Regions from separate parts of the Mus musculus genome. Here all the other regions are linked to region 1. The links are chromatin loops, found by intact Hi-C in ENCODE. Cell type or tissue: left cerebral cortex. All regions are shown on one strand. Each heading gives the region's core, and the rest is flanking DNA. Links, peaks and the distances in the headings are about the cores only. Region 1 holds the start of Siah1a (siah E3 ubiquitin protein ligase 1A). Region 2 overlaps Lonp2 (lon peptidase 2, peroxisomal). Region 3 holds the start of N4bp1 (NEDD4 binding protein 1). Region 4 overlaps N4bp1 (NEDD4 binding protein 1). Region 5 has its middle 18 kb from the start of Gm33391. Region 6 has its middle 12 kb from the start of N4bp1. Region 7 overlaps Lonp2 (lon peptidase 2, peroxisomal).

Evidence for each region. Hi-C counts contacts between places; a loop is a spot of excess contacts. Peaks named below come from ENCODE experiments on the same cell type or tissue, not always from the same donor. Only the 100,000 strongest peaks of a DNase experiment are listed, where the experiment ranks them.
Region 2: a loop joins it to region 1, with 2.1 times the contacts of the local background. A loop is called at or near these places in 2 of 42 quality-filtered maps.
Region 3: it touches region 1 in a loop (12-fold over the local background); 10 of 42 quality-filtered maps call a loop at or near these places.
Region 4: a loop joins it to region 1, with 2.1 times the contacts of the local background. A loop is called at or near these places in 3 of 42 quality-filtered maps.
Region 5: it touches region 1 in a loop (2.5-fold over the local background); 11 of 42 quality-filtered maps call a loop at or near these places.
Region 6: a loop joins it to region 1, with 2.8 times the contacts of the local background. A loop is called at or near these places in 16 of 42 quality-filtered maps.
Region 7: a loop joins it to region 1, with 1.9 times the contacts of the local background. A loop is called at or near these places in 2 of 42 quality-filtered maps.

The regions. Positions count from the first base shown.
Region 1 is chr8:86,744,335-86,748,782 of GRCm38, reverse strand. Siah1a (siah E3 ubiquitin protein ligase 1A) reads left to right here and starts at 2,777. Exons shown (of 2, transcript NM_009172.2): 1 at 2,777-2,966. Gm10638 (predicted gene 10638) reads right to left here and starts at 3,084. Exons shown (of 1, transcript NR_027829.1): 1 at 1,723-3,084. In left cerebral cortex, for the core only: a CTCF peak has its summit at 2,631; DNase peaks (open chromatin) are centred at 2,655, 3,328 and 3,802; H3K4me3 peaks cover 2,429 bases; H3K27ac peaks cover 2,099 bases.
Region 2 is chr8:86,640,603-86,645,050 of GRCm38, reverse strand. It overlaps Lonp2 (lon peptidase 2, peroxisomal), which reads right to left. Exons shown (of 15, transcript NM_025827.3): 7 at 3,251-3,509. Among named protein-coding and RNA genes, the nearest start is that of Lonp2, 19 kb to the right of the region's middle. In left cerebral cortex, for the core only: a CTCF peak has its summit at 2,171; a DNase peak (open chromatin) is centred at 2,195.
Region 3 is chr8:86,881,165-86,885,538 of GRCm38, reverse strand. N4bp1 (NEDD4 binding protein 1) reads left to right here and starts at 281. Exons shown (of 7, transcript NM_030563.2): 1 at 281-717. The coding sequence starts at 520. In left cerebral cortex, for the core only: no CTCF peak of the experiment used is centred there; DNase peaks (open chromatin) are centred at 190, 764, 1,301 and 2,161; H3K4me3 peaks cover 2,310 bases; H3K27ac peaks cover 1,494 bases.
Region 4 is chr8:86,842,605-86,846,973 of GRCm38, reverse strand. It overlaps N4bp1 (NEDD4 binding protein 1), which reads left to right. Exons shown (of 7, transcript NM_030563.2): 6 at 52-159; 7 at 1,933-4,369. The coding sequence ends at 2,287. Among named protein-coding and RNA genes, the nearest start is that of Gm33877, 6.8 kb to the left of the region's middle. In left cerebral cortex, for the core only: a CTCF peak has its summit at 2,836 (motif pointing right); DNase peaks (open chromatin) are centred at 876 and 2,858.
Region 5 is chr8:86,901,017-86,905,464 of GRCm38, reverse strand. No RefSeq gene overlaps it. Among named protein-coding and RNA genes, the nearest start is that of Gm33391, 18 kb to the left of the region's middle. In left cerebral cortex, for the core only: a CTCF peak has its summit at 2,157 (motif pointing right); a DNase peak (open chromatin) is centred at 2,156.
Region 6 is chr8:86,894,777-86,899,224 of GRCm38, reverse strand. No RefSeq gene overlaps it. Among named protein-coding and RNA genes, the nearest start is that of N4bp1, 12 kb to the right of the region's middle. In left cerebral cortex, for the core only: no CTCF peak of the experiment used is centred there; no DNase peak of the experiment used is centred there.
Region 7 is chr8:86,660,200-86,664,647 of GRCm38, reverse strand. The region is part of intron 8 of Lonp2 (lon peptidase 2, peroxisomal); the gene reads right to left. Among named protein-coding and RNA genes, the nearest start is that of Gm22305, 8.9 kb to the left of the region's middle. In left cerebral cortex, for the core only: no CTCF peak of the experiment used is centred there; DNase peaks (open chromatin) are centred at 1,671 and 1,846.

The DNA of each region.
Region 1 (4,448 bases), core at 161-4,160:
CCAGGGCTGCACAAAGTAATCCTGTCTCAAAACAAAACAAAACAAAGCAAAACAACAAAGCTCTCAAAAGCCTGCATCTTGCTTCCTGCTGGGGCCTTAGAATGGCACAATTAGAGGACTGAAGTTGGGCTTATTTATTTATTTATTCTAGACAGTATCTTCCAATATAACCCAAAACGTCTTTGAACTTTTGGTGATCCACTTGTCCCAGTCTCCAAGCATGCCCCACCTGCCCTGTCTGGATTGGGTTTGGATCCTGACTCTGACACCTAGAACCCGGCTGCTTTTCATGAGCCTTCCTTGCTCTAGATCAAATGGAAACACTAATGGTAGTTATTTCATGGAGGTTTTTTTCTTTTTGTTTTTCAAGGCTGTCTTGGACTCACTGTAGAACACGTTGGCTTCGAACTCTCAGAGATCTGCCTGCTTCTGCCTCTAGAGTGCTGGAACTAAAGGCGTGCACCACCACGCCCGGTCAGTTTTTTGTTTGCTCATTTCATGGAATTTTTGCAGAGACTGATGAGGTAATGCGTGATTTGGCATTGAGGTGCTTAAAAGTAGCATTTGATCCTATTTTCAATTAACCATCCCAGATCAACTAAGATCCCTTCTCCATTTCCATGGCTGCCTCCTGGGTTAGGCTTTCATTTTGCCTGAACACAAGTGTTCTCCGGGGCTTTCTCCCTATCTGCTTTGTCCTTCCCTCCATCCGCATTCAGGCTTGTACATAGCATTCGTATTGACTTTGGGTTTTAAAGATTTCTTACCACTCTCACTTGAGATTGAGTCTTACACCACAGATTGCCTTTGCTTAGAAAACCTTTCCCTCTCCACAGGTAAAACTCTCACCCTTTAACCACAGCCCACTTCAAACTTCAAAGCCTCCGTGAATTCTTTTTTTGGTGTCAACAGGATGAGAAATATTGTCCCTTAGGAAAAGCACTAGAGTGCCTTGGTCCTCAAAGCATAGCTTTCTCTGAACTCCATAGGCCTCTAAGCACCCAGAGACCTCACACCCTCTCCTCCTCAGCTCACCCACTAAGAAAAAAACCAATAGTGGAGAAGTGGACAGTCACAGGTTATCTTCAGAATTGTTTTTCTACTTCCTTAATGTCTCTACCTTTTACAGCCTTCCCCCAATCTTGTTAATTGCTTCTTGTCTTTTGGTTTTGTGGTAGACACCTGTGTTCTCACACACTTGAGTTAGATATTTCATTAGTACCAGGCACTTGTTTTGGGAATTTTTTCTCTCACAGTGGTAGCAGTAAGTTTATATTTGTGTCTCCTGCTAGATAATACTTAAGTGCCTAGCTTAGTTTCTCAGGACTAGTTGATGATTAATATCCTCAGGACTAGTTGATGATTTAGTATTCTCAGGACTAGTTGATAATTATCATTTGTCCAACGAATATGAGAGTGAATGTATGACTTCCTACTTGGTAAGTTTCATGACAAAGCAGAGTTTATGATGGGTTATCTTAGACTCCCTATGTAAATCAAGTATTTTAAATGAACAAGAACACCACTAATATCGACAATCTTCATGAACCTACATAATGCAAGCTCCTTATCTGGCTGTTGAGCTTTGGGGACCAACAGATTTGTAGTATATGGTGCTTTTAACTTAATTAATTTACATTCTCAACTGTTTGGTTGTGCTAATGGTCTCAGAGGAAGGGCTACAGTGAGATACTAGATCGAGAATAGAAATATCAACACAAGCACAGATTACAAATACATTGAGGAAAGCTGAACATTCATTGAGAACAAATTTGAGTTCTGGAAGAGGGCGGAGTTTGTGCTGATGGAAGGCTGAGAGGAGACTTTTCTTCCTTTCTTGAAACCCCATAGAAAAAGTACTTTTCTCACAGCATTGCATTTCTACAGTTCTTCCCTGAAAATCTGCTCAGGATTTGTAAACGCCTTACATTCGGTTAACCTAGTCAGACAGAGGCATCCATGGAAAGACTAACGGGGACTCTGCGAGATGGCTCAGCAGAGGCCCTGCCACCAAGGCTGGCCACTTGCGCTCCACCCCCAGCACTCGCAACTCGTCCTCTGACCTCCACACAATCCCACACCCCAGAATCAAATCTAAAGGTTTCTACCCCTTCACTCGCAACTGGGGACTGAGTCTCAGCCCAGGCAACCACTCCTCACGAAAGCACCCGTAACCCTTGAGATGAGGTCTTCATTTATTTTGGATAAAAGGTCTCCCCGGGAAGTCCCAGAAAACTCTGTATAAACCAGACTGGCCCCAAACTTGTGAAGATCCTGCTTCTGCTTGCCTAGTGCACGGCTCCGTTTTTTAACCTAAAGCAGCAGGGTGGACAGTCCCCAACATCAGCTTCCCAGATGAGTGGGAAAGTGGACTTAAAGGCGTGCTTCTTACTGGCCAGCTTTCAACGAGCCTACCGGGAGGCGCGGCCCTCTTCTCCTCCAGGAGTGGGGTCGTGGAGGCCGCTACAGACCGCGGACCCGGAGAGAGGACGGCGCGAACCCAGTCAATCCCACAGTAACGGCCCGAGACAGCGCAGCCGCCTCGTGGGGATGCTCGGGACGCTGCTCCGGTAACCGAAGCGTCTCGACGCCAACCGCCACCGAGTGCGGGCAGCAGCCGCCAGCCGCTTCTGCGCGTGCGTGGCCGTGGGAAGCCCCGCCCAGCCGGGTTCGGTGCGCGCTCCCGCTCATGGCGGCCGCCGCAGTGTGTGGTACTTAGCGGGCGCGCGCGGCGAGCTCGAGAGCGCGCGGGGCGGCGGCGGCGGCGGCAGGGAAGCCGGGCTGCCGGGCGGGCGCGCTCTCGAGGGCGGCGGCCCAGGGTGTCCCGTCGGTCTCGGTGCCGGGAGAGGTGGAGGCGCGGCCCGCGGTGGCGGCGGTGACGGTGGCGGTGGCGGTGGCGGCGGCGGCAGCTGGCGACCGGGCGCGTTAGACGGGGCCGGGGTCCGCGGCGCGCTCTCCGCCCACAGGTAAGCGGGCGGCCTGGAGGGAGGAGCTGGCCGCGGCCCGGGGAGGGCCGGCGGGTCCCCTCGCGGAGCCGCGGCGCCTTTGTCTCGGCCTCTCCGGGCGGGCCCAGCCGACAGCGGCGGCTCCGGGAGGCGGAGGGCGGGCGGGCGCGCCGAGACTACGGCCCGCGCCCTCGCTCAGTCTTTGTTGTGTGGCCCGGTGTACGGCCAACATGGCGGAGGTCAGCCGCGCGCTTCGCGGGCCGCGGTCGGGCCTTGCCTCGGCGGCTCCGGGAGGGCGGCCTCCCCCGGACCCGCGCCTTTATTGTGCGGGGAAGAACGCAGCCTCCTCCCTTGTTTATGTCGCCACGAGCGAGCGCGCGGACGCCCGCCTGGGCAGCTCCAGCCTTTAAGCCTAAGCCTTGCTCCGCCCAGCTTCCTTTGCGGGATAGTTCGGGGTCCCTCCAAGCTCCCAGATGCAACTTAGTGTGTACGCCCTGGGCCGCTGCGGACCGTCTGTTCCTGGAAAGATACAGAATTTGTTTGCCCTGGCATAAGAGTTACATTTGTGCATTCGGTAAATGAGGCCATGTAGCTGATTTGTCAAAGTCATGGAAGCCCTGAACGTGGATGTAGGACAGGGATCTTACTGCTCTTTCTAGCGTTGAGCATTTACCATTTCTTGCTAGGCTATTGTCCAGGGTGAAATGTTAACTTGTAAAAGCGCTTGGAGCATGGGCTCCGAACTCTGCCCTCCTGCTTTGATTCCAATCCTGCCCCACGGGTTTGTGACCTTGGGCACGATTTTGGTGCTTCATTTTGCTAATCTGCAAAATGGGTCTGATGGAGAGTATTTGTCTCAAGCCTATTGAGAACCGATGAGATGGGAAATAGTTGATGTGCAGAGAGCTCTTAGTAAGTGCTAAGCTATTACAGTAAATGATTACTGCTAAAGGTCCTTGCCTCATAAAATTCGCTTAAGTTATTTTGGCATGGATGCGTTGGAAGTACATAGCCCAAAATGTTTGAAATCGGGTTATATAAAACCGGGTTAGTATTTGGGTTTTACTGTTTTAAGAAATGAAAGGGTTTAGAGGACAGAATGCTATGCTTTGTGAGATGATGGAATTTGGGGATTTGAGCGATAAGGGATGTGAATGCGTGGTGGAATTTGGAAAGTCACTGAAGTTTCCTTTAAGCAGGTTTAGTTTATGGATCAGTTCACTTTCAAGGACTTCAATTACCTAACTTGGAAAAGTAGGACAGTGACTCCCTTTAATTAGTGTTGTTACCTGTGGTGTCACCGTCTCCTTCAGAAGCTGCTGAAGAGCAAAGCCTGCTGTGACAAATGAGATGGCATAGTAACTGTCTCGGAGCGGAGCGCTCACGTGGTGGGAAATGTGTTTACCTTTGGGATAAGTTTGTGACTGGTGACTGACTGGTAGAGGAAGATTTTCCAAAAGTGGGTTCCATAAATTAACCATACTTTTTGTTTGTTTGTTTGTT
Region 2 (4,448 bases), core at 130-4,129, 100 kb after region 1:
TGGAACTCACTTTGTAGACCAGGCCAGCCTCAAACTCACAGTAATCCGCCTGCCTCTGCCTCCTCAGCTCTGAGATTAAAGGCGTGCACCATCATGCTTGCCCCACTCTCTCCTTTTTATTCACTCTGAATGGTGATGCTCACATTTGGATTGAGTCTTTCTACAGAATTAACACAACCATGAAACTCCCTTGCACAAATACCCAGAGGCTTGTTTCCTATATGAGTTTAGATCTTGTCAAGTTAACAGTCAATATTAGACACCACGGTGGCTTACGATAAACCTCTTTTAGAAGGGTTATATGCAAAGGCAGGTGGTGAGGAGGATATGAGCACCAGAGTGTATCTACTGTACTTCAGTTAAAAAAAAAAAAAAGAACCTACTGACACATCTATTTTTGTTTTGTAGAGAAATAAATGGTTTATTTATAACTTTCCTATTTCAGTTACAGATGAAAATTTGTCAACAAAGAAGTCAGAGGATTTTCATCTCCTTTAAAATTGAGCCACTGATATCTTCCAACAACAGAACTTTATTATCTGTAAACGTAGGTAGCAAAATTATTTCAAAAAGTCAATATCAACAGTGATCTGAGATATATTGTAAGGATAAGTGTTATATTTAAACCAAAGAATAACTAATAAGAAACAGACTATGGGCTATGAGATAGCAAGACTGTTAAAGTGCTTGCTGGGCAAACAAGAAACCCTGAGTTCAGATCCCTAGAACCCATGTAATGCCAGATGATACAGTATTTGTCTGTCAGTTCAGCCTCAGAAAGTAGAGACAGATCACTGAAGCAAGCTAGCTAACGAAACTAGCAGAACCGGCAAGCTCTGCTTCAGGTTTGACAGAGATTCTGCCTCAGAGAATACGGTGGGAGGGAACTGAAAAAGACCTTTGACAACTGAAAGGAAAAGTATTGGCTCAGGACAGGGCAGGCAATCTGAGCCAAAGACAGATGACGGAGGACAAGGGAGAAGGGGATGGGAACAAGGGAGAGGGAGGAGGGATATTTGTTCTAGAGGACAAAGAACTGCCTCTGGATAGAGAGGAGACAGACATGGCACATAGGAAAATGATGGACTAAAAAGGTAAAAGGGGAAATCTCATATTAGGATGAGGTATTTCATTTTAATTGGACATGTTACTTAGGAGAGCCTAAGGGGGCTTTTGATTGCTAGACTTCAATACTTTCATAGCTGAACCTTGGAAATTAGCCTCACGAGGAGGAAGTGACCAAGTAAGGGAATAGACCTTGGTGGCTACCTTTAGGAATTTAATCTAATAGTTTTTAGCAAGGCTGAAGGAATGGGGGAAAGCCTGCCAGAGCCTGTCAGAGTGTCACGATCAAGCTGTCCAGAGTCCCTCAACAATCAACCTGGAGTATACACACATACATGCACATGTACACACATGCATATACAACACACACAGACATACATACACATAGAAAAAGAAAAACATCCAGATTTACATAAACACAATTTTATAAAATTCATCCCCTAGAATACTACTTCCTACTGGATTTCTGATAATTCATTTATTTAAACTCAAAAACTCAACAACAGGAATGGTGATTTTGTGACTTACAGGCAGAAAAACATGCTGAGATAAAAACTGCCTGAGTGAATTAACAGCTAAGTTTCACTTCATGCCTCCTTTAAGATGCAGAAAACAAAAGGCTCACCACTTTATTAGAGAACTGTAAAGCAAACCTTTCTTTCCCCTCTGTCTCCCTCCTACCTCTTCATTTTCCAACTACTAGAATACAGTCTTTGGTTGTTTTTAAAAGCCAGTCCCTGACTTACTGGCACCTTCCTGTTCTATAGACAGGTGCAGCTGGCAAATGGCGGGAAATCCATGCTTGGGAAAGTGGCGGCTAAGTGAGAGAGACAACACAAAGCAGCCACTTTTTCTTTTATTCTATCTGTTACTCCAGTTCAGACATTCTCATACATACAGACAAAACACCAATGCACATTAAAAACAAATTTAAAAAGGGAAATAATCCGAAATGACAGAGTCCAGATCAAGTCACTTGACTAGGGTAGGTCTCAGGAGTTTTGTCAAAATCAGATTTCAGCCCAAATTCTTTGTGGCTGGTCTGCAAATAAGGGTGTCTATTTCATTATGAAAGGGGACTACAGCCTCTAGTGGCACTCAGGAGAACAAGACAGTCTAGGCAACAACATGATCTGCAATTGCCAGGAGTGACCTAAATCAATCCCTCAGCCTGATGTGTTCCCTCATTCCTTGTTAGAATCTTTGCATGCTTTTTCAACGCGCATTCTTCACTTATGAACAAATAAAAGAGAATAGGCCTGCCTTTCTCTCTTGCTTGCTTGCTTTCTTGCTTGCCTGCTTTCTCTCTTTTTATTTAAAAACAGGGTCTTGTGTAGCACAGGGTGGTCTCAATCTCGGCATATAGCTATGGCTAGTCTGCTTCCACTTTCCAAGGGGTAGGATTATAGGCATGGGTCACCAGACCCAGAAAAGAACCATGTCTTGAAGAAGAGTTTTTCCCAGTTTCCCGTCATTACCTAAAGTCAGTGATCCCTGCTAGAAAGTCATTGGGAAAATGAATGAAAAACACCATATTCTTTCACTAGCAGCTCAGGGTTTCCGTGTTTCACACTCTCTGCATGCTAGGCTGTAACCCTGAGGTACACAGCAGCTTCCCCACACTTCTTACACATATACTCTAGGTGTGTGTTCTCACAGCCTGCAACTGCCACAGAGCCCTTTGGCCATATAGACCTAGGCTTCCCTAAAGCCTCTTCCAGTCAGGTCCACAGGGAGAACCACAAAACCAAACAGTGGAAAGGGAAACCATATCTGATTATAATAGTGTAGGTTGATCAAGTCTAACATACTTAGTCTATTTTTTTTTAAAACAGAAAGTGAGTGAACATGAAAGGGTGAGCTGTAATGGTTATGCTAAACTTTTCCATTAGTGCTGTCAGGTTTTCGTAAGAGAAAGACTACAGGCAGAATAAACTTACTCAAAGATTACTCACCTCCCCATATCTGCCCACAGAACTGCAATTATTCATTAAAACACTAAAAGAGTTATGGTTATTATTTAGGTAATGCTACTAGGTAAGTAGAAAGTCAACATAATATCCAATCACAAAGTAAGTTACAATTCCATAATTCCACTCAAGTAGGACCGTAGAAAGCCAAGGCACATACTAGTTAGTCCACTAAACAAATGTCAAAGTTAAAAGAGGCTGAAAGACTGTGTTACCTGTGCCCTCGAATGTCAGACTGGTCACACACACCCCCAAGTGCAATCCTGTGGAACTCCCGACCCAGAGTCTTGGCCACGGATCTCCCCACACTTGTTTTGCCTACTCCAGGCGGGCCAACAAAACAGAGGATTGGGCCCTTCAAGTTATTTTTCAGTTGTCTCACAGCCAAGTATTCCAAAACCCTCCTCTTCAGTTTTTCCATGGCATAATGGTCATTGTCCAGAAGAATCCGGGCTGCCCGAATGTCCAGGCGATCTGTCAAACAAGCCAATAGAAGTTATTTTAGCACTTGGAACTTGTAAGTAACAACACATTTGGATCACTCTATGTCTTCAAATGTATTATATTAACTAGGGACTTGGGTTTTTTGTTTGTTTTCCTTTTGTCAACTTGGCACAAGCTGAAGTCATCTAAGAGGAGGAACCCTCAACTGAGATGATGCTTTCATAAAATTGGACCATAGGCATGTCTGTGCTGCATTTTCTTGATTGATGTGGGAGACCCCGCTCCACCTCTCCTCAGCCAGTGGTCCCGAATGCTATAAGAAAGCAGGCTAAGCAAACTATAAGGAGCAAGTCAGTAGTAGCCCTCCTCCATGGCCTCTGCATCAATTCCTGACTTCCCTGGACTAACAGCTATAAAATAAATAAGCCCTTTCCTCCCCAAGCTGCGTTCAGTCATGAGCAATAGAAAAATAGCTAACATAGAATCCTTCATTTTGTTTGATTGTTCTATTTAAGATTTAGTGTCTCCAGAGACATCCACCCGTTAAAATCCCATTCTCAAATCACATCACTTGCAATGACTTTTTACATAAACATTATTTCTCTGGGGGATATAGTTTCTATATATTTTATTGTGCTGGAAGGTTTTCTTTGAAAAAGAAAGTGGGGTGGGTGGGTAATCAAGATGGCTCAGGGGATAAAAGCACTTGTTGCAACAAACCTGACAACCCAGAATCCACATAAATATGAAAGGAGGGAACCAACTCCACATAGTCATCTACTGACATCATTCTCCTCCCAGTAATGACAAAATTTGAAAGATTTAAAGAATATTTGTCTTATTTAGTAGTAGTATTATATATGCCCTACCCCCAATTCTTGACACTAATGAAATAGAAGAAAGCAGATACCTATGACCTCATTCTCATAACAGTTAGGATGTAATGTCTCAGGTGATGTGAGTGTGAGA
Region 3 (4,374 bases), core at 1-4,000, 140 kb before region 1:
TTTTTTCTGAAGTAAGTAAAAAGGGGAAAGGAAGGAAGTAAAAAGAAGGAAAAGAATCACCATTTGCCTATCAATGTAAAATCCTTCTACTAGATGCCCAAAGGCATCAGGCCCTTATCAAATATGGCCGCCCAGGCCTCGCCTGCCGACGCTTGCCCACGGTCAACATGGTGACAGCGTGTGGCGTCGACTTCCGTTGCCCTCAGCCTACCAACGCACCCTTCGCGACGGGGCGGCGAGTTTCCACAACGGCGGCGGGCTGAGCGCATGCGTGGCGGCTGTGGCGGCGGCGGCGGCGGCCGTGGCGGGGCAGCGGGGCAGCGGGGCAGCGGGGTGGCGGGGAGTCTCTGCCCGCAGTTGCTAAGCTGCGGCGGCCGTGTCGTGATGGTGTAGCGGGGCCTGCGGGCGGGCGAGGAGGCCGGCACGGCCCACGCCTCCTGAGCGGCTCGGTGCAGCGGCGGCACGCTGAGGGGGCGTCGCCGCCGCTGGCCCCCGGCGCCCCGGGAGGCCGCGCCCGCCATGGCGGCCCGGGTGGTGCTGGATGAGTTCACGGCGCCCGCGGAGAAGGCGGCGCTGCTGGAGCGGAGCCGCGGGCGCATCGAGGCTCTGTTCGGGGTGGGCTTGGCCGTGCTCGGCGCCCTCGGGGCGGAGGAGCCGCTGCCCGCGCGTATCTGGCTGCAACTCCGCGGCGCGCAGGAGGCGGTGCACAGCGCCAAGGTGAGTCCGGCCTGGCTCGCACGGGCCGCGCGCGGGGCGCTCGGAGCGGGTCCGTCCTGGGAGCCTCGGGGTCCCTGTTTGTAAAGGGCGCTGCGAAAGCATCTCCCTGACTGGTCCCTCGCGAAGTGCGCAGAACGCAGAGCCATCAGGCCCCGGAGCACGCGCGCTGAGCGGGCTCGCGCTCCCTCCGTCCGCTGGTCCCTTGGATGTGCGCAAGGCTCGATGCTCCTGGTTGGTCTTCACCCTCCAGGCCGCCACTCCAGGGCTTCTAAACCCTTTGGGAATCTTAGGCCTGAACCTCTAGGAAATCAGGAAGGGAACGCATGTAATGACCAGACGCTTCAGAGGTAGAATATTTGGTAGCTGCGTTAAAAATATTATTCCTGTAGTGTTGGTGTTCTACGATTAAATGATGGTTGTTACACTTCTGACATTCCGCCGAGTACCACAAAAGGAATACGCAGGCTTTAAAAATCCGGCGAATACGTTTTGATAGGGCTTGTTCCTTCTATTAAATGAACAACTGGAGAAACTGAAACTAAGCGGTGACTCACCTTGTGTATAATCAGTATTTCAGATTCAGCACCGCCATCAGCCCCTCCCCCTTGTCAGAAAACAGCAAAATTTGACCGCGGAGGCGCTTATGCCTCTAAAATCTCATTGAGTCAGTGAAATAGCCAGGTTAGTCGACAGGTTGCCAGGAGAACGGGCAATTTAATTGCTTCTATGCAAGAGAGTCCTCCAAGCCGTGGGTGGGAGAAGGCTGAAGGTGTATTGTATAGCATCTTAAGCTCCCGGGGAGGAGTAGGAAGTTGAGGAATAAGGTATTGTTTCCTCTTTGGTGTTTCGAGGGTCAGATCTGGGAACTTAGGAGAATGCCCCTCTCTGCCCCTCTTGGTTTGAAGTCACCAATGTCTTAAAGCCCCCTGTTTGGAGCTTCCTGAACATCTTCTACCCACCTTTTCCCAAACTCTTCCACCTATCAGGCACCAGAATTTGTTTCTAGAAACCACATGGGCGATGTTTTGTTTTTGTTTTTTTAAAGATTTATTTATTTATGTATGTGAGTACACTGTAGCTGTCTTCAGACACACCAGATGAAGTTGTCAGATGCCTTTATAGATGGTTGTGAGCCACCATATGGGTGCTGGGAATTGAACTCAGGATCTCTGGAAGAGCAGTCAGTGCTTTAAACCGCTGAGCCATCTCTCCAGCCCCAGCGATGCTTGTTAAACAGTTCAGCTCTGGGGAGACTTTCTTTTTCTATCCTACATCACAAATTTCACATTACTCTTTAAGAGGTTGTAGCTCCAGGTGTCGATTTAATTTAAAAAAAGAAATGTTTACCATGTGTAGGCTGTAAGGTGCTTATTTGTGTGATTCTTGACAGTGTGGGGGTTGAACCTGTTGGTGTTGGACCAAGTTGGTTCCCCTGTGCTTAGCTCCTTGCGCCGCCCACTCTCTTACTACCCAGAGCTAAAACATGCCTGAGGCTTGTCACTTTTAAGTGTCCACCAGGCACTCACCCCTCTCCTCTCCCTGGCCTTCGCCTTGGTTAAGACCTTTGCTTCTGCTGGAGTCCCTTCCAGCTTGGCTGCTTCTCATTCCCTGCCTCTGGGCTCCTGGTTCACTCTCTATTCAAAGTCAGCCTTCTTCAAAAACTCCTTCTTGCACCCTGGAACCTGGTAGGGACTTCCTGTCAGTCTGAACTCTCGGAACTGTGTGAGACAAGCTTGCTGTGGTGACTGGCTGGCCTTGGATCACTGGTCCTTCTGCCCCTAGGTTACAGGCATCTTGTTTATAATGGCTCTGGTAGCCGCTCTCTTAGACTTTCACAGCAGGCTACTCTCTCCTGTCCTGGCTGTGTTTTGGACCCTTCCTGCTGCCGCTTTTTTTGAGGACACCCCAGAGGTGGAAGATGCTTCCCTCGGTTTACAGGAAAGCCATGCCTCCACCAGTCCTTCCACCCCGGTTCTCTCTGTCTGTCAGTGCCACAAAGCTTGACACAGCTGATGGGAAGGGTGTGACGTATGGTGTATTGGTAATAGTAATGTCACCTGCCAGCTTATCTTAATCTTAACATGTATTACTCATAATGTAACCTTCCCGCCTAAAAGAAATCCCTTTTCCTTTCCCTTGAGATTTATGGTAGGAGTTGACTGCAACACTCACCGGCAGTTTGTTTTACTTTTTACTTTTTACTTTTTTTTTTTTTTTTTTTTTTTTGAGGAAAAGAAAACTATTAACTTGGTGTAAGTAGAAATGTCACTGAAGGGAAAATACAGCAAAGAAAAGTTTAGCCAGGTGGTCATGGTGGAACTTACCATAGTCCCAGAACTCTGGAGGCCAAGGCATGAAGGTGGTGGTGTGAGGCCAGCCTAGGCGACACAGAGGAACCCAGCCTCACAAGCCAAAGTTTTTCTTCTTGGAAGTGCAGGGGACCAAGGCCAGAGCCTTGTACCTGCTAGGTAGACGCTTCTGTGGAGCTGCACCCCCAGCCCGGCACATGTTGCGCTTGCCTCTTTAACCTCTCATAAAATAAGGGAACGAGGGCCCAGCTCAGTGGTAGAGTGCTTTGAAACTTCAATCCTGGTGCCAAAAAAGAAAACGGGAGTGTGTGCTGCTGCTGGTGGGGTAACTGCCCTGGCTCTCAGAATCCAGTTTTCTGTTACAGCTGTGAGAATGGCCTGTGAATCAGCCAAGCCTCCAGTAATCAGAGGGAGGCAGTGGGAGCTACTGTGAGAGCGATAATGCCTGCGGAGGTTGGAGAGAGGCACCGACCGCCCAGTGTTATGTGCTGGAGGAGGCAGTGCAGTAGGTGGACTTTGAAAAGCCTGGAAGACTTCTAGGTACCTCATTACTAAGTAGAGGCCAGAAAACCGTGTCTGAGGAGGGATATCAAGACCAGAACATGTCAAGGTCCCTTGTGAGATACAATGGTTGGGAAACATGCTGGCTTGACTCAAGACCTTGGATAGTCGGGAGGGAGTATTTAGGGTTCGGCCAGGGGAAAAATTGTTTGAAACTCCTGAATGGGTAATTTGAAGGCAGAGAGAGAGCCAGTAGTGAAGGAATGCTTTGTCTTAAGGCTGGGTTTGACATATGGGGTGGGCTTGGACCTGAGTGGAAGTGGCGATTTAAGGTAGTTTAAACCTGGAGGGTGTGGTTCGTAGTCTGTGATCTGTTGGTGGAGCTGCCAGGCAGGCAACTTTTACAAATTGTATTTATTTTTTAAAGGGAAAGACTTGCTGTGTCTTGGCTGCCTCTGCTCCTCAGTGCTGGGAGGTATGGACGTGGACCGTGGTCAGCTAGTGGTCAGCAACTAAGGAAAAGCTTACCCAAGAGGGCGTCAGTATGTGGTTGTTCCCTTAACCTCAAGGTTCCTATAACTTAGTAGAGAGACTTCCAAGGAAACAGGACAGTGTGATTCATGCAGCAGTTGCTGTGCGTCCAAAGCATCGCAGTAATGAGAAAGAGGAAAGGCTTCTAATCAGCGAGGTTCTAAGGGGTGAAGGAAAGGGGCATTTCCAAGGGAGGGAGAGCCTGCGCAGAACCACGGGTGTGTGGAGCCTGCCGCTTCCTGCAGTTCCTTGGCTGAAAGAGAGCATGGAGGAATCTTGAGAGGTGGAGAGGGTGTCTGGGGCCTGTGGGGGAGGG
Region 4 (4,369 bases), core at 370-4,369, 98 kb before region 1:
TACACTAGTGGAGGGTACCATTTGTCAGCACTGTGACCTTCTATGTTGTAGACTGCTTCAGTACACGTTCGTGGGGGACATATTTATGGTTCCTGATGACCCTCTGGGAAGAAACGGACCTCGGCTAGAAGAATTTCTTCGAAAGGAGGCCTTTCTTAGGTATTTATTTGCCTTCCCTGTATGTCAAGGTTTATTATTTCAATCGAATGTTACACTTCAGAGCAGATACTGTCCTTAATAACTAGAAATGCCATATTTTTTAAAGCCTTAATTAGATTCATGATATGTGACCAATGTGGAACCCAATCAAGCAGACACTCCAAGGTTAATCTTCAGTATGTGCTTTTCAGTTTTCTTTTGCCTGCCTGCCTGTTTTAGACCATTTCTGTGTCAGCTGAACTTGAACTCTGATCCTTCTGCTTCTGCCTCCTGAGTCCTGGGGCTCCAGGCCTGCCCTGTGTGAGGCTCCTTCTCATTTTAGTCTAAGACAACACAGATTTTCTTGAAGGTCTCTGAGTAGCAGATTTTCATGTTGGTGATAGCTTCGGTCGGTGCTGTCTGATTGCTTTTGTGGGATGCTTTTCTGTGAACTTGGTGGAGTTGAGTGTGCAGTGCTGGGATGTGAACTCATGTTCTGCTCAGAAATCACTGCTAGACAGCAGACAGCTATAGTTCACCATCACTGAATGGAGAAGCCTGTCTTGCGTATTTGTCTGTCACTGCCTGACAAGTGAAGGTTCTATATTCCTGTGTGCAGAATTCTCGGGCGACCTTGTTAACCACAGCTTCTTTCATGCTAACTAGTGGCAGATCTTTTCTCTGCTTTAAAACCAAAATAACCTGTATTTCTGTGGATCCTCTAGCAGATTTTTGCATAGAGTTGGGCTGGGTGCCTAAAAGGAGAAGGCACACACTCTCCCAGCTTGCAAGGCTGCTAGTCTGTTGTTTGTGCCTTTGGGGGACCATCTAGTGGAACTTGATGGTGCACGGACGTGGGTTGATTTTCATAGAAGGAGAAATAGTGGATAGTCTATCATGGAGACCATCATATGTTCAGTTTCCTAATGTGATCATTTCTCCCTGAGCCTTTGGGTTTTATCACAGTTGAGGTGTTAAGCCCAGACAGGGTCATCGGCCCACACTGAGGAGATAACAGCCTGCCGTGCTCTCACTCCCTTCCCCTCTACTCCATGTCTTATATTGGAAATCCTCATTGCATTTTAGACCTCACGTCCTGTGTTTAAGGCTCTGTGTGGGCCCCATACTGAGCCAAGGCCCAGGTCAAGCTAGAGGCGCATTCTTGGCTGCCTCTTCACTCCTGCAGTAGCCTGGTGAGAGGATCAGCCCTTCTGGTCATTTTCAGTCCCATCTATTGTCGTTTTCAAAGTGCTTGGTGGCCAGTCGCCATCACTCCTTCATGAGGGGATGCCATTAAAGTTAATGTAGCTTTTGTAGGCTGTTGAGCTTCTGGAATTGACAGCACTGTTTGTCCCAGCTCTCAGCTGCAGCTAGACTCGATGGGAGTTGATGAGCAGGACAGATGTCCCCTGTATGCACATATTACGCCATGTGCATGTGCATTGAGAGCTCGTTGAAGACAGGAAGTCCATGAGCCTGTTGGACTTATCTCTGTGCCCAGGGAGAGGTGCCTCTCCTCAGCTCTGTAAGCTGGCCCTGCATACAACCCAACGAGTGTGACCAGCCCTAAGACAAAAGACTGGTAAGGCATTGTCAAATCCAGGGATGCTCGATCCCTTATGGTTCTGGAAATGGTACCAGATGCCCTATAGGCCACTCTTAGGGGGCTGATTTCACCACCCCATAGCTTTCTCCTCAGGCCTTCAGAAACCATGGAACTAGCATCTAGGCCTTCAGTGTTAGCCATAGGCGCTTTGAAAGGGTTTCTTACTGTCCCTCTCACTTCATCCACAGACACATGCAGCCGCTACTCAATGCCCTGCCAAGTGTGGGCACATTTGACCCTGGCTTCCGGAGTCCCAGCACGCAGGTAGCCAACAACAGCCACCAGCCTCCACCCCGGATCCAGACCTCTTCAAGCCCTTGGCTTCCCCAGCAGTCCCACTTCACAGCTCTGGCCACCCTTCCCAGTATGCAGCAGAACCCACCCCTGCCAGCACAGAGATCTTCTGCAGAGACCAGCGAGCTGAGGGAGGCGCTGCTAAAGATCTTCCCTGACTCTGAGCAAAAGCTGAAGATCGACCAGATCCTGGCAGCTCATCCGTACATGAAAGACCTGAATGCCCTGTCGGCCCTGGTGTTGGACTGACGGCTGGGCTGGAGCCCACTGATGCTGGGGAACTGCCAACCGTGGGATGGACCATAACGTGAAGAAGCCTTCCCGGAAAGCATTGCTGTGTTGTATAGAAAAAGGAGGGAAATGTTTTATGTATACAAAAGTCTGGGGTTTCAAAGCCAGCTTTTTTCTATATATAAATTATGCTGCTATTACAGACTTAACGTTTTCTGTAAAAGGAAAGTACTCTTTCTGCCTGTTCAGAACTGTTTAATAGCAGTTACTCTTGAGTGTATTTACAGTTTTATGTTTTTTAAACTATTTTCCTTAAAGCTGAAGAAAAAATGACAAATAAATATGGTTAGCCTTTCTAAATAAAATTTTAAAAAAAAATTAAGAAAAAAAAAGGAGTTGCTTCCTTAAGGAAAGCAAGACTTCTTAAAGTCTATTTTCTTGAGGTAATTTGTCCTGTTCACTAAACATGGCGTGTGCTCCCCTGCCTTCATCCCTAGAGTGGGCCTGCTCTGCTCTTGTGGGGCCTTCTCAGCGAGCCATTATGAGAGTGAAGAAGTGGAGCCACTAGATGGCATCTGACACCCGGGCTGTCACCAGTGGCCAGACAAAGTCAGACTGAGGAGCAGGTGGGAAGTCTTAGAGGACGTACAGCCCCAGCATGCTCCCTGACTGGCGTAGCTCCGTAGTGCACTCACCAGCCATGGCCGCCATGCTCCCACCCTGGCTCCACAGCTACCTTAGCCTCAGAAGACAAGGTAGGCACTGAAGCCTCTGGTGAGGAGACCCCCCCCCCCCCATGTGGCGTTTGTACAGCTTTGCCAAAAAGTTTTCTATTCTCAAGGATGACCCAAGCCAATAAATAGCATTAGTCCTTTCAGAAGGGCCTCAAAGCCCCTGCATTTCCCTTCTTTTGTCTACTTAGAGGTTTCTTAGCAGCAATTCCTGAGTCTTTCAGAACCAGTTATCTCAGTATTGTCTCTTCTCGGTGTAGCTTGAAGTCTGTGTCTGTGAACCCCCTCCTGGTCATTCTTAGTGTCTTGGCTCTCACCTGGACCTTCAAAGGGCTTTGTGTTCTCCATCCATGCAGTCTCCAGGCCCTTGTGGTTAAATTCACTGCCCTGTGGATTGTTGTTCTCCCGGTCCCGCAGGTAACCGTGGACTTGGTGCTGGTTTGTTATCCGTAGTGCAGGGACTGTGTAGATCACAGAATGCTGCCACCATGCCGTGTCTTGGTTCATTTGGTCCCTGCACCCATCAGGAGATGAACAGAGCCTTCTAGGTGGCCATACTTACGTGATCTCTCCTGAATTTGTTGATGATCCAGCCTGCTGGGAAGCTGTTTGTCATCTGTCCCTAGGGGGTTTCAGACCTGCAGGCTGTGTGAGTACAGAACAGAGACTTCTGGCCAGCCCCAGGAGTTGACCCACCACAGTCCCCCACCCAGTGCCTCAGCTTGGGAGCACAGCAAAGGTGCCAAGGTGGAGCTGTCTCCAGGGCTTCCTGGTGTGGTCAATCCCAGCCCAGCACTGCTGGGAACCAGGAGAGCCGGGAGTACTCCATAGCTGCCTCAGCCTGATGCTGGCCTGAGGAGCACAGGCTCTCAAAGGCCCTTCGGCTAGCCTGATCTTTGAGTTGTGTGCCTCTGTGTTCTTAGTATTGTTTCTGAGAGATACCTGCCCATTTCCCCTTGCCCCATATAGGAGGGAGGAAAAAGCTGGAGGAAACCAAAAGGCATTAATTACTTTGTAGATTATAATGTGAAATATAATTCTAGATTCTTTGTGAAATCTGTCACATTTAGGTATAACATTTACAGCCCAGTTATCCAGCCACTGAAGAAAGCTCACAACTTGCTTCTTTGCCTCATCCAAAGCTCTGTTGCTGCTAGGTGCTTGTAGATGCTTGACCTCCATCCCTCCAGTGCCTCCTCAGTGAACTTGGGAGCGTCTTGGAATTCCTCCCTGTGTGGAGTGCCTCTGCCTCCTGTGTATCCTGGCATTTGGTTGAGGCGGCCAGTGCAGCTAAGGCTGATACCTTTGGTCATTGGACAAGGTGTCGTGTGTGTGTGTGTGTGTGTGTGTGTGTGTGTGTGTGTGTGTG
Region 5 (4,448 bases), core at 314-4,313, 160 kb before region 1:
CCTGACTTCCTTGGTGATGAACAGAGTATGGAAGTGTAAGCCGAATAAACCCTTTCCTCCCCAACTTGCTTCTTGGTCGTGATGTTTGTGCAGGAATAGAAACCCTAAGACAGACCTCTATCTCAAACAACAAGAGGAAACCCAGACGAAGTAACTAAAATAAGCCCTGAGGGTCCTAACACCATCCACTTCAGATAATGAAACACAAAAGCACTTAGTGGGGCATCTGGCACATGATAAGTGTTCAGACACTGTTGTGAGAACCACAGAGACAAATGATCTCCGCTTTAGGGATCTCCAGATCCAATGGGCGGGGAGGGAGAAAAGACTGATGGGTGGCTACGCCACTAGCAAACCCAGGGGGAGAGCTCCACCTGCCGCATAGCAAGAGGCAGACCCCACTGTAGCAGCAGCCAATTAGTGCACTCTACTCACCCCCGACTACCCGCCCCAATATTCTGGATTCCCAAGTAAAACGCACACACACACACACACACACACACACACACGCACACACACGTGCATGCACACACGTAGCCTAATATTTAATATGCCTTAAATAGCTCAGTGGATGGGCACATCCAAACATCCCAAGGGTAGCACACTCTCCCCTCTGATACTCCTGAGTCATTACTTACTAGAACCTATATTCCATCTTAGCTGCCCCAAGAAATTCTGTGTGCTTTAAGATTGTGAAAAGGCCCGAGGCCAGTCTTGTCTACATGGTGTCTCAAAATCAATAAAAAAATTTTTTTAAAGACAACTATCTGTGCAAGTAAAAGGGGGGACCTGGAGGGATGGCTCCGTGGTTAAGGACACTAGCTACTCTTACAAATGGCCTGGGCTGGGTTCCCAGCACATACCTGGTGGCTACAACCACCTGAACTCCAGTTTCTCCTATTCCTTGGAACACAGATGGGAGGGGGGAAGAGAAAGAGAGAAATCGTGCACTCCGAGAAGGTGAAGGGGAAGAGCAGGAAGAGAGGCGAGAGGAGAAGGAGACCAAGATGTCTGTTTTATATAGGAAAGAGCTTGGGGAGGGGGAGCCCAGCCCCTGCCCCTGGGCTGGAAAGTTCAGGGTTGGGGGCAGGGTTTGCCAGGAAGGGGCCCGAGGGATGCTAGGAGAACCTGGACCCGTGTAAAGCATACCAAAGTGTGGAGGGGAGGACAAGGGGAGGAGGGGGAAGGATGGAGGGTACTGAGGAGGACTGGGGAGGGGGAGAACAGAGGAAAGGGGACAAGAAAGGAGCCGGGCAAGAAGGGAAATACGAGGAGGGACAGGATGAGAAGAGGAGAGGGGGAAAGGTGGATAAGAAGGAGCAGTTTTGAAATCCGACTGACTTGGTTGGATCAAACACTATTCCCCTGTCTTTAGGAAAGTCAAGTGACATCCCTAAGCTTACACACACACACACACACACGCACACACGCACACACAGGCCCCTTAAGGACCTGCGATGAGCACTGAAGGAATATCCTTGTAAAGGAAAGGCAGACCCTAGACCAGAGAAAGCTCAGTTCAGCGCGCAGCGGCTTCCGGTGGAGCTTGGAAGCGGAGCTGCGGAAGGATGCTGCTAAGCAAGGTGATTCTTCAGGCCAAAGAGGCCCAGGTCCAATGGGTGCCGGTTAAAAATGCAGCCCAGGGCCCACTGTAAGCTAGAGTCTATTCAGTGAGGCCTATGGCTAGCTGGGCCACAGATGTCCTGCTCACAGGTCCACCAAGTCCGCAGTCACAAACACACAGGGAAGTTCTTCAAAAGTGGCCCCTGGGTCAAGGGGAAATCGCTGTTCAGAAGTGACTCTGATGACCTCTTTGCTTGAGGGAGCAAACCTCCAGATTAGATCTGTGGTGGAAGGAGGGGGGAGGGGATGTCTATGTAGACCAAAGGTGTCGAATCCCATGGATCCCTGGGTGCTGGGACTCAAACTCAGTTCCTCTGCAGTTCCTTAGTTACCGAGCCATCTCTCTAGTCCCCTACCTAGGCTAGCAGCTCTCCTCATACCGAGGGGAGCAGAGGGCACTAGCTTGGGTGTGGAGATGCTGGGGGTAAAGAAGGAGATGCTGGTGTGCAACAACTCACCAGATTTTCTCAGGTTTGGCTCAGAAGGTAGGCTTAGATTCTCCACGGATCAGAGCTGCATTGGCGCGATGCGACCAGCAGGTGGCGCCAAGGGCGTAGGCGATTCAAAGCAGAAGCGTTTCCTTCAGTTGCTAGTCAGTAACTGACAAGTTATGAGGTGCAAAAACCTCTGAGATGTTCTCTTTATCCTCTAGCTCCAAGTCTGAGCACCACATTGGCAGGAGGGAAAAAGAGGAAGAGAACTGAAATATCCTCCTTGAGGAAACTATCGGATAAACAGGAGTTTGTGCCTGTACTCTGAGGATTTCTGTAGGTTCAAAACCCCAACCCTAGCAACCTAGCGAGTTCCAGGCCAGCCTGGGCTACAGAAGAAAACCTTGTCTAAAACAAAAAAACAAACAAACAAAACACCCCCCATCCGACCCCACCCCCAAAAGAAACAGAAACGAGGGGCCTGGCTTGGTCTGACCCAACCAAAGACCCAACCAACTACGGGATAGGCAAAGCCAAGCCTTTTATTATGCAAAGGTTTTGTTTGACCAGTGCAGGGTGCAGAACCAACCCTTAAACTAAGTGTGGCTTTTTCAAAGGTTGCACAATTAGCCCAAGAGCTCATATCGCACAAGGTCGAGAATCACCAGCCGCGATGCTTGTTTCCACATTTAAGTCATTTATATCCATCCCTCTTCATGACTCTGGAAATAGCCACATGAACCCTGAACACCTAAGGTGTTCTTAGTCTTGTTGTTTTGTTCTGTTTTTTTTTTTTTAAGTTGAGTATAATTGCAAGGGAAACTGTTTCTTGCCATAATAACTCTTCTCAAAACAGAAAAGAACAAAAACTAAATGCACTGGAGTTACAATTTGTTTCAGTCTGTTTGCCATTGAATTAATTACCTGACATTATCAGTGATGTTGTTTCCACACTGTAGGGCAAAGAGGAGCTTAGCTCTTCCGTAAGAGGAATTTAGGAATTCTAAATAAAAAGAAGGCAGAAGTGATGAGGAGGAAGAGGAGGTGAGGCAGAGAGAGAGAGAGAGAGACATTCTTTCTATCCTATCCATTGCAAAACAAAAGGAATCTTGGTGGTGACCTGGCAGCTCCGAGCTCAGCCTTCCTGCCACATGTGAACGCTTCAGGAAACATCAGTTATTTTTACTAGGAAGCTCAAGGGGAAGGGCGGAGACCCAGCTTCCTGTGAGACTGCCTGACCCTGGTGTCTTAGGCCAAGTATTCTAGCAACTTGAGGAGCCGCGTTCCTTACCACCCCACCCCACCCCAGCTGGTTGATTGCCTCTTCCACAGGCTCCCACCTCTTCCCTTGCTGTAGTGGAGGTGACCTGTGGCAGGAGCAGGAACAAGACAATGGGAAGGGACAAGGAGGTGCTAGTGACCCTTTACTAAACCACCTCGGGAGCCTATGTGCTTGAGGAGCCCTGGCCAATCAAGGTTCGGCCTCGGGAAAGCACACTTCACTCCCATCTTGGTTTCTCAGACAAAGAGGGGTCCAATGAAATTCTGCAGCAAATCCTACTGCAGGCTCCTCACAGCCCCAGACCCGGTACTGCTGCCGGGAGATGCTTCAGAGCTTTACCTCAGCACCTAGTCTCTTTTAACAACAGTTGGGGTTTGTTACCTGTCTCCTATGACCCAGGGATAGAGAAGGACTGTAGAGTCCCTTATCCTACAGGTCACAGGTCTCAGTCCTAAGGAACCAAGGAACCTCTGTCTCCTCAGGTCCACAGGGAAGTCCTGAATAGCACAATATGCCGTGCCTGTTCTTACTGTCACTTCCTAGTTGTGAGGGTTCCAAGTGAGGTACTTCATTGCTATAAGCCTCTATTTCTTTGTCTGTAAGATGGGTACAACCCCACCTTCTAAAAGTTGTTGGGGCCATGTGAGCTCACTCAGATAAAGTTGAAACTGTACAACAGTATTCTGGGTACTAGCATATACTCCAGCCCCTACCCCAGGCAGCTCCTCTTATGCAGAGGTATCTAGGGGAAAAAAAAAACTTGTATGTCTGTGCTCAGGGAACAAATTTTATGCATCTTCTGTTCTAGTTTACTTTCTATTACTGTGATAAAGGCTATGACTAAAAGTAAATTGGGAGGCTGAAGAGATGGCTTAGGGGTTAAGAGCACTGTCTGCTTATTCAGAGGTCCTGAGTTCAATCCCCAGCAACCACATGGTGGCTCACACCATCTATAGTGTGATCTGATGCCTCTTCTGGCATGAGGTGTACATGCAAATAGAATACTCATACATTAAATAAATAAATAAATAAATAAATAAATAAATAAATCTAAAAGCAAATTGGGAAGGAAATTACTTATCTCACCTTAGAACCCTTAAAACCCCAGGTCC
Region 6 (4,448 bases), core at 185-4,184, 150 kb before region 1:
GTTGCGCTAGAACTCCAGCTAGGCTAGTACACTCTCTCACTAAAATGGCTACATTTTTTATTCCTGCCAGGGTTGGTGACTGTCTCGTTCTATTGATGGGAGCCAGACTGTAAACCAAAGAAAAACAAAGAAAGTAACAAAGAAAGAAACAAAGGAAGAAACAAAGGAAGAAACAAAGGAAGAAACAAAGAAAGGTTTCTCATGGCTAGCACCTTCCAAACAAGAAGAGTGTCTACAAGGACACAGGCCCTTGCAGACCTATGATTTGGAGAAAACTTTATCAGTGACTGCGTCCACCCCCGGACAGCATCCAGGCATGCAGCTCTGGTCTCTGCCCACCTCTCAATACCCCTTGCTCTCCTTCCTCCCAGGCCCAGCTGCAGGTACAGACCTCTAGCTTCTCTTCAGACCCAGTGGAGCCATCAAAATCTTGCCTCCTCTGCCTCACAGTCCTCTCCAGATGTCCATCCTGTCTACCAGGAAGGTCCCTTTCCTGAACAAGAAAAGGGACCAGAAACAGGTGAGCACATAAAGTCAGACTTTACTAAATAACTGTAAATTTACAAGGAGCAGTGGCTTAAATGGCAGACACTTCCACCTACTTTAGTAATCCGTCTAAGTGAATGCTTAATTCCCAATATTAGCTTTCATTGCACACAGCACACAGCAAATACATCTATTTGTCTTTCTATGTGTTTATGTGGTTTGGAGAATGAATGAAAATTATACACACACACACACACACACACACACACACACACACACACACACGATCCCTAAAGTTGAGGATTCCCCACCCCCACCCCCACACCCAAAGTTCTCCTGGGGGCAATGGCAGAGTGTGGACTGCAGAATTCAACAGTTTCAGAAGTAAGCTGATAGAAACGCAAACAGAGTGTGTATTGATAGGCCAGCCAATGCAAACAAGCCAGAAGGAAGAAGCTGTTGCTGTGGATCCAGGCAGCAGGAGAAGCAGGCTTGGCAGTAAAGACAGCTTCAGCTGCAGGGACAAAGGGCATACCTGAGCTGCAGTAGGAACCCCAGCTCTGGGTCCAAATGACCAAGCAGGTAGTTGGTCAGGTGACAATTGCAGAAGGCCACAACAACAGTAGGGACCAAGCTAAGGTGAGGCCCCAGTGACAGTTTTCTGCCTGTCAGTCCTTGATGTACATCTGTTGTCAGATGACAGATTTGTGGGGCTGCTGTCGTCCTAACACTAGATACTGTACAGGGTTCGGGTGAGAGTTACACCGCCCTGGCTGGTGTCTGATAAGTTCACGGGCTTGGCTTCCCTAACGAGACTTGATTTGTGCCCATGTCCCCCTGCAATCTTAGCTCACCCTGATAACTGTAGAGGTGGTACCCTCTCTGCTCACAAGTCATTTATCAGTCTATGCTGTGTGAGTGGTGCCAGACAACACTGTTTGTGGGGCCGCCCTCAAAATGGAGTTAAAGGTTTACTTGTCAAATGGGCAAGGCCCAGCCTGAAAACTCACTGTTTGAACATAATATAAAATGAGTACACAGGGAGGAGGGAGGGTCCAGTGTGATCTCAGCAGTACTGACTGACTGAGCACTTCCTACTGTGAGAAGTAGCCTTTCTCTCAGGTCCCCATAGTTCCTGTGGGGGACAGCAGTTAGCAAGCCTTTAGTGGCCCCTCTCCTCTCCTGACACACCCTCCTCTCCTGGGAAGACTTAGATTTCTATGGGTGGGCTCCCCCCAAACGCTACTAAGTCACTTAGGATGGCAGACTTAGCCTCCTTCCTGTGGGAAACCAGCTTACCTGCACATAAAATCTATCCTCTGCTCATGGAAGGGGCATTCGACTTGCCCAGAAGGGCTCTGGGAAAAGAGGTAGGTGAAGGGTATGCATACGTGCCTGTCATTTCTCTCTCTGATTCACAAAGCCTCTAGTTACACCCTCTACCTTTACCAAGTAGATACCCGTCTGAGGATTGTACCAGTCTCTCAAAGTGTTATATATTTGGGTTAAGGATTTTTGGGTTTTGGTTTTTGGTTTTGGTTTTGTTTTGTCATTTTCAAGCCAAAGATCTTTAAGGATGCTGGCCACACACAGCAAGGATATGAGCTCGGAGAGTTATCGGCCCACCAGACTACAGAAGACCTTACTCTTCTGTAGGTTTACAAGGAAAAGAGCAGGGGGTGTCCTATACCATAAGGGAGCAGCAGGTTTAGCGTGTGACCTGTGCTACCCAGCATTCATAAAAGGAGTCACGGAGATGCTGGATAGGGGAGCAGGACCAGCTCACGTGTGACCAAACCACGTCGGACCTCGGTTGCCCATGTGGCTGGGTTTATTCCCTAACAGGTCTCGGTTTAAGGCTCCAACAGGAACACTGACTCGGGTTAACCTTTTGGATAAGAGATTTTAGAAGAGTTATTAACACCAGGAAAAGGCAGCCTGGCAGAGGAGATGAGGCCCATGAGGCAGCGTGCGACCTCCTCTTACAGGCTGCAGGAGAGGGTGCGGTTTCTGTGCCGTGAAGTTGATGAGTCCCTAGACCTGCTCGCAGTTAGACGGTCTCTGAATCCTGGGTGCCAAAGGTAAACACAGAGACAGAGGGAGGAATCAGTTAATGGTGACCTAAGGCCTTGCCTAGTGGCATACAAGTGTCTCTTTAGAATATATTCATTCTGCCAGCCATTCTGTTACGCTACTAGGGAGTGTTATCAACTTGAGTATTATCGCAGACCTAGTGAACATTACTATTTTATTCAATTAGTCGCCATGGATACTTGGTCAAAGTACTCTCTACTACAAGATGACCCAAGGGCTAATAAATTACTCTACCATACACCAAAAGAAAGCCTGAGCAACCATGTGGAAGGAGACCAAGACCCACAGTTGACAGCTCCCCCCTACCAAAACTCCCAACTAGAAGCCAGAACCAACTATCAGCCATCAGTACCAAGGCTTTGGCTCAAGACTCTTTCACTCTGGGCTCTTACACTCTTTGCCTCTCCTGTGTGTGCGTGTTCGTGTGAGTGTACATGTGCGTGTTCACATGCGTGTGCGTGTGTATGTGTTGGGGTTTTCTCCAATAGGTGAGTGACCTTCTTTGTAGCCTGTATATGTCTTTATCTCTTATACTCTTTCCTTGCTTAATTTCTTTGGTCAATAAAAGTTCTGTGTTTCATCTTTGAAAACATAATCCTTTAAAGCAGAGAAGAGAAGCTGTCTTTTTTTTTTTTTTGGTTTTTTGAGACAGGGTTTCTCTGTATAGCCCTGGCTATCCTGGACCTCACTTTGTAGACCAGGCTGGCCTCGGACTCAGAAATCCACCTGCCTCTGCCTCCCGAGTGCTGGGATTAAAAGCGTGCGCCACCACGCCCGGCGAGAAGCTGTCTTATTTACTGTTCTGTTACTGTGAAGAGAAACCATGATCAAGGCAACTCTGATGAAGGGTTTAGTCCTGTGTCATGATGGTGGGAAGCATGGTTGCATGCAGGCAGGTGCTGGAGCCGTAGCTAAGAGATGCATCCTGCTCCATAGGGAGACAGAGAGAACCTAGGCCTGGCATGGGCTTTTGAAACATCAAAGTTTACCCTCAGTGACACACTTCCTCCAACAAGGCCACGCCTCCTAACCCTGCTAACCCTTTCAAATAGTGCCACTCCCCAGTGACTAAGCATTTGAGCCTAGGGAGAACATTCTTACTCAAACCACCACAGACATCTAGTTTCTTAGGGCCCATCGTTTTAATAGTTTGATAGTCAGAAGAGGGGCACAGATGTCTCTTTAGAATATATTCATTTCTTCCAGGATGCTTACAATTAATTAGAGGTGATGCATCATGCATCGTGTGTGTGTGTGTGTGTGTGTGTGTGTGTGTGTGTGTGTGTGTTTCTATGCCTGTTCGTGTCTTTCTCTATGTCTGAGGATGCTGAAGAAAGATTCTCAGTTATCACTAGCTTGATCCCAGCAATGTCTCTTTCCTTGAACTAACTCTATAGGCCAGAAAAATCCCAACTAGGGAAAATTCCAACATCAGGAAATGTTGCTAAAATTCCTTCCTGGGGTAGATCCATTTAATGTCTCGTAACAGACCAAGGAACAATACCAGCACAATTCACTCAGGGCAAACAATGACTTTATTAGGCTGTTTTACAGGAGCAGTGGATGGAGAGTCACAGGCAGAAGCATAGGTGACCTCACCACAACCACACTGGAAGGTCTGCACCCAGCAAGGACGATGGCTTCCCCACAGCTACATAGAGGGAGTCTCCTCCCCTCATGCGGCCCTTTGTATATATTCTAGGCCCTTCCAGATATACTGAGGCCACATCCAGTTTAAGCAGAAGTGCATATTACTTACTGAGAGGGATGGTTGGATACTCAGGGGAGAGTCCCATTAACATTCCTGCCCCCTCCTAAAAAGGAAGGTCAAACAGCCAACAAGCCAGGCAGTGATGACCATTGGCAAA
Region 7 (4,448 bases), core at 268-4,267, 84 kb after region 1:
TAAAATAACAAAATAAAACACAAAACCAAATAGACCAAATTCAGTTTGTTAAAATATTCATCAGAAGTTCACCATAAAATAGCCTTTGCTTGCTTCTGATTCCCCCATTAAAGTATAACTCATAAAAACAAAGCCACAGGGCTGGTGAGATGGCTCAGTGGTTAAGAGAACTGACTGCTCTTCCAGAGGTCCTGAGTTCAATTCCCAGCAACCACATGGTGGCTCACAACCACCTGTAATGGGATCTGATGCCCTCTTGTTATATCTGAAGAGAGTAGCAGTACACTCACATAAAATAAATAAATCTTTTTTTTTTTTTTTGGTTTTTGGTTTTTCGAGACAGGGTTTCTCTGTAGCCCTGGCTGTCCTGGAACTCACTCTGTAGACCAGGCTGGCCTTGAACTCAGATATCCACCTGCCTCTGCATCCCAAGTGCTGGGATTAAAGGCATGCACCACCACCGCCCGGCTAAAATAAATAAATCTTAAAAAGCAAAAACAAAGCTACCAGTTAATTTTAAGTCAAAGCCTTTACTTGCAACCTTGAACTTTAGAAACTAATTGTATCTCTCTAGATTACATTTCTCAGACGATCCTAGTCTCATATTTTCTAAGACTTAATTTTTAATATTGTAAAATCAATACAGTACTTTCACCTGTACAAGGAAAGGTCTACTAATGAAATGTTCTTGGTTAAGAAAAAAAAAAATCACACTGTCAGACTGTTCAGATGAAGTAATTCTTTCTCCGTAAAATGTAGACAGTGGGTGTGATGGTTAATATTGGTGTCAACCTGACTGGATCTGAAATCGACTAAAGGAAGCCTCTGCACGCCTGTGAGGGATTCTCTTGATCACACTAATGGGGATGGCACATACAGTGAGATTATTTGGACACAGAACTTTTATAGGAAGTAATTAAGGTTACAAGAGGTTAGGAGTGAGGTCCTCATGCCATCTAACTGGTGTCTTTTTTTTTTTTTTTTTTTTTAAATTTATTTATTATTATATCTAAGTACACTGTAGCTGTCTTCAGACACTCCAGAAGAGGGAGTCAGATTTCATTTCGGGTGGTTGTGAGCCACCATGTGGTTGCTGGGATTTGAACTCTGGACCTTCGGAAGAGCAGTTGGGTGCTCTTACCCACTGAGCCATCTCACCAGCCCCAACTGGTGTCTTTTTAAGAACAGGGTGTCCCTAGCTATCCATATGCACAGATGACAGACCTTCAAAAGCCACAGAGGCCCTAGGAGGAAACCTGACAACATCCGATTTTAGACTTCCAGCCTTCAAAGTTGTCAAGTTTTTAGAAGTCATCTGCACTAGTATTTTGTTGTGGTGGCCTTAATAGATGACCCATTCTTGTTTTGCATACAAGTAAAATGTTTACATATGTGTGCACATCTGTAAGGACATAATTTTACCATGTTTTATGAAGAGAACACATAGAAGCTATGGCACAAATATGAAAGGACTGAAAACATAATTCATAGACAAATGTCTGAAAAGAGTAGTTTGAAGATACATGCTATGTAAAGAAGAGATAAACCACAACAGAAGTGTCAAAAGCAAGCACTGAAGTCATCTGGGGTTTCTCCAAGGGGATGAAGCAGAGCCAGGAACTCCAAACTGCTGTGTCTTCACAAAGGCAGCAAGCCAGCCTGCTCACAACAAAGGCCAGACCCATCTCCTCAGATGTTCCCTTCCAATCTAGATCAAGCTGAGTGCTGCAGAGTCCAGGAAAACACTGGATTCCTGCAAATGGTTCAAGTGCTGTGGTATTTAATATTGTTTTAACCCCACCTCCCTTACCCAAATTGACAGAAACCCAGGAAACTGCCAGCTTTATAACTAGGAAAAATGTGAGAACCTGTAGCCTAACAACCCCCCATAGGGCAGAGCAGAATTAGAGCTCTCTAGCCTCGCCCCTGAAGAACTGCTGGTATTTAGCCCACATGGCATGTTCTTGGAACAGCTCTTCGACCTGAGAGAATACTTGTTCAATCAGTTCTACTCCAGCAACCAATGGCAACTGTTTAATGCTGCAGCTGCTTGCTACAGTAATACCAGTTGGGACTAACATGGCAACCAAAAAACCCTACAGAGGGTCCGGGATGTGGTCAGCGGCAAAAATCTGTACAGCACTCTCAAGGCTCTGAATTCCTCCCTGGCATCACACACACAAAACAAAATGAACAAAACATTAAAAGGAAAAACTTGGGAAATAAGATGTTCGTTGGTTGCTTTGTTTTTAAAGCTCTGTATTTATTACTGAGAATCCAGAAAGCCGTAAGACTGTGCCATATATGATCAGACAAGGCACTGTGACCCAGCTAAGACTCCCCTCCTTCTCATAGTGTCCTCCTTGCCCAGCATTTGTTAGTGAAATCTGACTTTACTTTCTAATGTGGTGGTATATAAACGTGTGTCTTCCAGTTGAAGGAGATACTCATACTATGTTTTTTCCCCCAAAGATACCACGGGGGAGAACACAAGGTCAGGTCCCAGAGCAAAAGGGATGGACCCTCAAGGAGGCATAGACTGGTTACAGGGCAAACAGGAGCCACAGAGGTTTGCCAGTAGCAATATTCCTTTGAGGAAGACAGTGGAGGATCAGTTGAGCTTGGTGACAGGCCATTCCTCCAGTACAGAAGTATCCTATGGATGGCATTATACAAACACTTGCATCTAGCTTCCTGTAGATTTGGCAGGATACTTAAGTTAGCTAAAGGATCTCAAAATACTAGCTTTTCCAAAATTTAAATATTTATAAAAATGGACTCTAACAAGCACCAAGTTTAAGAAATAGTTTAGGTACCTTCCAGTCGGCACCAGTGCTGGGACACCTTGGGCCCAAACTTGGTGGGCAGTCCCACAGTCTCCAGAGGATTCTCCACCCCACAGGCGCCCTAGAATGCCCAGGATCTTAGGATCACTGGTGAATGGAACACAACATCTGCTCCAACAGAACTGGGGGAGGTGGGGGGCAGAGGCTGCGGACAGCTGGAGCAGGGACCAGCCCGACCAGTGGCTCAGGTTACTTCTGGTCAGTGTTGGTATACCTTGGTTTCAAACTCAGCAGACAGCCCCACGGTACCCAGAGGAGGTACCATTTCCAGGCGCTCTAACATGCCCAGGATCTTAGGAGCCCAGCAGCTTGGTCACACCAGGATCTCAGGGTCTCAGAGGAAGCTTGACTGCCAAGAACTCTGACACACCCAGGATCTCAGCATCACAGGATCCCAAAGAAAACTGGACTATGAGAAGTTCTGACTCAACTGGGATTACAGGAAGGACAGGCTCCAATCAGATATATTGAGGGCAGAGAGCACTTAAGATAATCAGATGGCAGGAGGCAAGCATAAAAACAGAAGCAACAGAAATCAAGGTTACTTGGCATCATCAGAACCCAACTCTCCCACCATGGCAAGTCCTGGATACACCATCACACTAGAAGAGCAAGATATGGATCTAAAGTCACTTCTTATGATGATGATGGAGGACTATAAGGACATTAACTCCCTTAAAGAAATACAGGAGAACACATCTAAACAGGTGAAAGAATTGAACAAAACCATCCAGGATCTAAAAATGGAAGTAGAAACAGTAAAGAAATAGCAAAGGGAGACAACTCTGCAAAGAGAAAACCTAGGAAAGAAGTCAGGAGCCATAGATGCAAGCATAACAAACAGAATACAAGAGATGGAAGAGAGAATCTCAGGTGCATAAGATTCCATAGGAAACATGGACACAACAAGCAAAGAAAATTCGAAACACAAAAAGATACAAACCCAAAACATCCAGGAAATCCAGGACACAATGAAAAGACCAAACCTAAGGATAATAGGTATAGACAAGAACAAAGATTTCCAACTTAAAGGGCCAGTAAATATCTTCAACAAAATTATAGAAGAAAACTTCCCCAACCTGAAGAAAGAGATGCCCATGACCACACAAGAACCCTATAGAACTCCAAATAGTTTGGACCAGAAAAGAAATTCCTCCTGTAACATATTAATCAAAACAACAAATGCACAAAACAAATAAGAATATTAAAAGCGGGCTGGTGAGATGGCTCAGTGGGTAAGAGCACCCGACTGCTCTTCCGAAGGTCCAGAGTTCAAATCCCAGCAACCACATGGTGGCTTACAACCATCCTTAATGAGATCTGACTCCCTCTTCTGGAGTGGCTGAAGACAGCTACAATGTACTTACATATAATAAATAAATAAATCTTTAAAAAAAAAAAAGAATATTAAAAGCAGTAAGAGAAAAAGGTCAAGTAACATATAAAGGAAGATCTATCAGAATTATAGCTGACTTCTCCCCAGAGACTATGAAAGTCAGAAGATCCTGGGCAGATGCCATACAGACCCTAAGAGAGCACAATGCCAGCTCAGGCTACTATACCCAGTAAAACTCTCAATTACCATAGAAGGAGAAACCAAAG